Regions from separate parts of the Homo sapiens genome. Here region 2 is linked to region 1. The links are chromatin contacts, found by Hi-C or POLR2A ChIA-PET in ENCODE. All regions are on one chromosome and are shown on one strand. Each heading gives the region's core, a stretch centred on a gene start or an enhancer-like site at or near the end of the contact. The rest is flanking DNA. Distances are from core to core; before and after follow the strand shown. Region 1 holds the start of AP1B1 (adaptor related protein complex 1 subunit beta 1). Region 2 holds the start of DEPDC5 (DEP domain containing 5, GATOR1 subcomplex subunit).

Evidence for each region. A loop is a pair of places that touch in the nucleus more often than their neighbours do. ChIA-PET counts read pairs that join two places held with the same protein, here RNA polymerase II (POLR2A). Pooled maps may share reads with other maps.
Region 2: a loop to region 1 is called in a map of ascending aorta, with 12 times the contacts of the local background. The contact joins the promoter of DEPDC5 here to the promoter of AP1B1 in region 1. A Hi-C loop is called at or near these places in 1 of 168 maps with a recorded cell type or tissue (ascending aorta) and 8 of 50 pooled maps. POLR2A ChIA-PET finds 5 or more read pairs at or near these places in 1 of 52 experiments (naive thymus-derived CD8-positive, alpha-beta T cell).

The regions. Positions count from the first base shown.
Region 1 is chr22:29,386,948-29,390,032 of GRCh38, forward strand. It overlaps AP1B1 (adaptor related protein complex 1 subunit beta 1), which reads right to left and starts at 1,623. Exons shown (of 23, transcript NM_001127.4): 1 at 1,477-1,623. It also overlaps a transcript of RFPL1 not described here.
Region 2 is chr22:31,752,694-31,755,617 of GRCh38, forward strand. DEPDC5 (DEP domain containing 5, GATOR1 subcomplex subunit) reads left to right here and starts at 1,326. Exons shown (of 43, transcript NM_001242896.3): 1 at 1,326-1,471; 2 at 2,169-2,286. The coding sequence starts at 2,229. RefSeq lists a silencer at 1,091-1,400.

The DNA.
Region 1 (3,085 bases), core at 373-2,872:
AAAGGCAAAGATTCTTCCTCTGGGTACCTTCTTCCAGAACCTAGGACCAAAAGATCCCCTAGAGGTCATGTGGTTCCTCTCTTTTTAGACCAAAACGAATGCAGCTCAACCACTCTGAAGAGAAGTTCTCGACAATCTTCAAATAGTTTTCACGGATAGCCTGTTTTGTGTCTCACTGTTCCCTAAAGTCAGGAAAATCTTAGACTCTTGCCCTGAAAGGTATCACTAATAGCAACAGCCTGTAGGATTGTTTTATCCTAAAGAAAGTAAGTCGAATGCCCCTTATGAAGATCAGACAAAAAGCAATAAGGCTACATCGTGACATAAATCCAAATAAATACAACGGCAGCTAAAAATCTTTTTTTTTTTTTTTTTTTTGAGACGGAGTCTCACTCCGTGGCCCAGGCTGGAGTGCAGTCGCACGATCTCGGCTCACTGCAACCTCCACCTCCTGGGTTCAAGCGATTCTCCTGCCTCAGCCTCCCAAGTAGCTGGGATTACAGGCGTACGCCACCATGTCTGGCTAATTTTTGTATTTTTATTGGAGACAGGGTTTCACCATGTTGGTCAGGCTGGTCTTGAACTCCTGACCTCACGATCCACCCGCCTCAGCTTCCCAAAGTGCTGGGATTACAGGCGTGAGCCACCATGTCTGGCTAAAAGTCTTAAATATCCCCTACACCCCAACCTTAACTCCAGTCTTTCCTTTGTCTCTGTACTTTGCAGGTCTCTGACAGCCTGGCAGAAAACCTGGCCTTGCCTCTACTACCCGAATGACCTTACATGTGGGATTTAACCTCTCTGTGCCTCAGGGTCCTCATCGATAAAATAGGGATATTTAATCCCCACAAAGGTTGCTGTGAAGTTTAAATGTGTCATTGTAAGGAAAGTGCTTAGCACAGTGCCCGGTACACAGAAGGGACTCGATAGCCACTAGCAAGCATCTCCCTCGTTATTTTGCAGCATTATCACCGGTGTCTCCATTCAGTTAACTTGTCTTAGAGGCTCCAACAAACAAGACCAAGCCAGTGCCTAGCCGGAGGCGGGCGGCACGGGACCGTTTTCTAGTTTTTTTTTCTTTCTTCTTTTTCAACCTTGGCAAAGAGATAACGCCCTGAACAACGAGGAGGCCTCAGGATGGCCATGGAGGTGAGTCCGAAAGAGGAAATCAGAGCCCGAAGAGTTTTCCCTCAGGCCAGTGGGGAATTCCTCGGGGCCTAAGTCCTGTCTCTCCGGGCGGAAGCCCCAGGAGGTGCTGCGGGTATGGGGCGGCCGAGGAACAGGCCGGCGGCCAAGTGGGCGCGAATGAATGAACGAACCCTCAGCCCTTCCTCCTCCTCTGGCTGGGGACGTCGCTCGCGCCCCTGCAGCGCCGCGTCCTCTTCATGACCTCTGACCCCGCAAACCCCTCACCTAGGACCCCTGACCCCTCGCCCCACTTCTTCTCCTGGCTCGCCCGGGTCCCCGCTTCCTCACCCGCAGGTCCCAATAGCTCCCGGCGCCCCGGCTCGGTTCGGCTTGGCACCAAAATGTCCGCGGCCTCCACCTCTCGCTCTCCCGGTGCGTCCGGGCTGCCGGCGGCTCGGAGCCCCGCGGCTGTCACCTGCCGGGCGGAAGTGAGCTGCCCGCGCGCGGGTACTTCCGGTGGACGCAAGGCCTGAAGGCGGGGTCAAGGGTACAACCCTGGCGGGGGTGGTGCCCGTGGGGCGGGGCAAGAAAAGGGGAAGAGCCCAACGGTATTAACCCCTCGGCAGCCGCGGCGCTGCTATGCTGCAGTCTCCCGCAGAGCCCTTGGGAAACCATCCCGCTAGCCAATTCAGCGTGAGGGGGCCGGGCAAGGTCGTAGGGAGTTTGAAGTCCATCTTCTGTGTAAAGACGGCAAATCTGAGGTTCTAAGAGGGGCAGGGTTTTGCTCAAGGTCACTCATTTTTTGTTTGTTTGTTTGAAATAGGGTCTTGCTCTGTTGCTCAAGCTAGAGTGCAGTGGCTCGAAGATCTGGGCTCACTGCACCCTCCGCCTCCCAGGCTCAGGTGATCCTCTCACCTCAGCCTCCCAAGCAGCTGGGACCACAGGTGCGCAGCACTACGCCCGGCTAATTACTTATTATTTACTTATTTATTTTTTGTAGAGAGAGTCTCACTTTATTGCTCAGGCTGGTCTCGAAATCATGGACCCGAGAGATCCTCCCGCCTCGGCTTCCCAAAGTGCTGGGATTACAGAGGGGTCTCTCTCTGTCCAAACTAGGTTTACAGCTCTAGTTTGGACCCCTCCATTCTTAAGATGAGTGACCTTGAGCCAGACACAGTGGCTCATACCTGTAGTCCCAGCTACTCGGGAGCCTGAGGCAGGAGAATAGCTTGAGCCCAGGAGGTTGAGGTTACAGTGAGCTATAATTGCAGCACTGCACTCCAGCCTGGGCGACAGATCCAGACCCTGTCTCAAAAAAAGAAAAAAAATGGCCGGGCATGGTGGCTCACACCTGTAATCCCAGCACTTTGGGAGGCCGAGGCGGGCGGATCACAAGGCCAGGAGATCGAGACCATCCTGGTTAACATGGTGAAACCCCGTCTCTACTAAAAACACAAAATATTAGCCGGGTGTGGTGGCAGGCGCCTGTAGTCCCAGCTACTCAGGAGGCTGAGGCAGGAGAATGGCGTGAACCCGGGAGGCAGAGCTTGCAGTGAGCCGACATCACACCACTGCACTCCAGCCTGGGCGACAGAGCAAGACTCCGTCTCAAAAAAAAAAAAAAAGAAAAAAGAAAAAAACCATCTGCAATCCCACTGACCTAAGACAATCACTTTTAATATTTTGGTGAATATTCTTCCAAACTTGATAGATCATTTGTTTTTTTTTGTTTGTTTGTTTTGAGACAGGGTCTCGCTCTGTTGCCCGGACTGGAGTGCAGTGTCGTGATTTTGGCTCACTGCAACCTCTGCCTCCCAGGTTCAAGCGATTCTCCTGCCTGGGCCTCCCAAGTAATTGGGATTACAAGCATGCACCACCGTGCCCAGCTAATTTTTGTATTTTTAGTAGAGGCGGGGGTTTCACCATGTTGACCAGGCTGGTCTTGAACTCCTGACCT
Region 2 (2,924 bases), core at 76-2,575, 2.4 Mb after region 1:
AAACAAAAAAACAAACAAACAAAAAAATTGCAATTACTTAACACTTGCATTATTTACCTAACTTCTCCTGAGTCCCAACATAAAGGCATCCATGCTTAAGAACGTTGCTTGTCCTGTCCCAGGGTCCCCTTGGTCCACTGCAGAATCTTTCACTACAGTGTAACATGTTTTTTCTTTCAACATTTTTAAGTTTTCCAAATCCGTAAGAAATGGGCACTGTTAGTATTAAAGATATAAAGAAATTTAAGACAAGTGCTGTGTCGTTTAGATTTAGCAGTCAGTGTGATTAGAAGCAGCAGAGGAGAGGCGTGACCCAAGACACCGATTCTAGTTATAAGGTCTCTCTGGCTTCAAGAGGGGAAGCAGGGAGTCCCTATCGAGTTGCTGCCGCTCAGGTCAGAAACGGTGGACTGGACTAGGGGGCGGGGGTATCAGTGGCAGCAGGCGGAGCTGGCAATTGTCAGGAGTCCTTGGCCAGAGCCTGACCCAGCCCACCCAGCTCTCTGGTTTTCTGCTTGGAGAGAAAGATATCCTGACAGACGCGAGTTTAGGCAGTGCCCTGGGTATGACCAAAGGATGTTGGTTAAAGGCCCCGTTCTGGGAACGGGTCAGGATTCGTCCTTGCTTCCTTCTGAAGGGTTTTGTGTCCTCAGGCTGTTTCCTGGTTTGTGAAATAGGATAGTATCTGCCTCCTGCATCCATCAGGTAATAGGGATGCAATGATTACATAAGGACTATGAAGCCACGGCAGCCATTCTTATTAATAACCTGAGGGGCGCAGAACGTCGTTTAGAGTTTGCAAGGGTTTGAAAAGCCCCCCGTAAGTGGACACTTCCCAGCAGAGGCCATCACCCTAACTCTCGCGTGCTCAGCCCCTTGCATTTTACAGAAGTCCTCCCAGAAACTCTCGTTGGCGCCTCTTAGCTGCCCAATGAGGCCACATGAGTCATTAACCTCGTTCATATAACAGAAAACGGAGCTCTGACGGATCTCGTTTCCCCTGTGGGGAGATCACTGAGTCGGAAACGAAGCTCTGTGGCCATGGATCTACTTCGGATAGACTAGGAGGAAATGGATTTCCTCCGTGGGGCGGGAGGCTCTAGTGCTCGAGGGCAGGAAACGCCAGGAGGTGGCCCAAGGAAGAGGCCGCACACGACGCCCCGCCCCCGGCTCGAGCCCCGGATGAGGAAGTGGTGCGGCCACCGAGACGAGACGGAGGCCCGGCGAGAGCGGCGCGGGGGCGCGAGGGCGGGAAGGAGGCGGGGCCCCGGGGCGGAGCCACCGGAGCGGCGCGGGTTCTCAGGTGAGCGCTACACGGTCGGGGCGGGCCTAGTAGGCGCTTCAGGCTTAGGGGCGGAACAGCGCGGGCCGCGCGGGCGTAGGCGGGGTATCTGGAGGAGGCGCAGGGAACCTGGAGAGGGTCCAGCCCTCAGTGCCCCGGCCAGAGGCGGGAAGGGGCTCTAGAGCTTCGGTGAGTGGAGCTGCCCGCCCCGGACTGGGGATTGGGGGGGCTTGAGATAGGGGACCTTGGCCCAGGTTCGAGTTCCAGGCTCCATCCCCATTCCGCTGTGTGACCTTGGACAAGTCTCTCTCCCTCTCTGAGCCTCAACGGCCTCAGCTGTGAAACGGAGTCAGGGAAGGTCTGCTGAGAGTTCGCACAGACCGAGGTTTGGGGAAGGAACTTCTGCCTTCCTCCTCTTTGTGGTTGCCTTGCTCAGGACATTGGCAGCAAAACGAGAATGGTGGGAGTGTCTCTTAAGTCTCGAGTGACCTTGAGCAAGTCCCTTGCCCGGAGTCACACTTTCATCATCTACAAAATGAGTGGGCTAACCTCTTTTAAGATCTCTTTACTATTTGGGTGTTATTGGTGTAGATGGAGACAAGGTGATGAGCACCCATTCAGCGCAATGCTTCCCCTATGGGGGTGTGATAGAATATCTTCTCCTAGGTTTGACTAGCCCCTGGCCCGAATTCCCCTTAGTTCCTGGATTCTGTGGTTCTATTTGTTCTCCATCGCTCCTTGTAACTGGAGGAGTGACTTCTTCCGAGAGTCACTTGGCACCACTTCACAGCAGAGGAACACCAGTATCTTCACTGGCCTAAAATCAAAGAGTGGTTGCAAGGAAAAATCTGACATTCCAACCTTTTCGTTTGTATTTCTGTGGCAGGGAGGCAAGATGACTTCTCTGCCCCAAGCTTGGAACAGCTAAAGGGAAAAACAGTGCAAGATGAGAACAACAAAGGTCTACAAACTCGTCATCCACAAGAAGGGCTTTGGGGGCAGTGGTCAGTATCGATTGGTCTTTAGAGGTTTTGTAAGTTGGCTGAGGTTCTGGTGTGTGCAATACCTAGAAATTACACACTGACTCGTGTGACAATTGAGGCTAAACAGGCGACTAAACAGACTAAAGCAGCAACTGTCATACAGTAACAATAGGAGGATGGCAGGACCCTTCTAATGCATTTGCATTCAGACTTTTAAGGAACATTGTGAATGCTGCCGGTTTACTACCCTTCATTTGTTGAATTGCATTATTAATTACAAATCTTCCGTGTATGTTCCATAAAATTCCAGCCTGCACTGGTTTGGCAGATAAGAGAAACTAAAATCGTTTATCAGTTTTTACATTGAGTGAGAGAGAAGTGGCATAGATGTGCATAGAGCAGGTATGATCAAAGCATGAACCTTTGCCTGGCTTGTAGGCATGGGAAGAAGGAGCAGGATACAGCATGTTATTCTGCACTGAGCTATAGTCTGAGTATCTACTCTGCTTCTAATTTTCCTGGTGACCTTGGGCAAGCTCCTAGTGTACCTTATCTGAAAGTTGAAGGGCTTTAGAATAGTTTCTCTTAACATCTATTTTTTTTCCTTTCTTTTCTTTTCTTTTTTTTTTTGGGACACGGTCCCCCATGTTGCCCAGGCT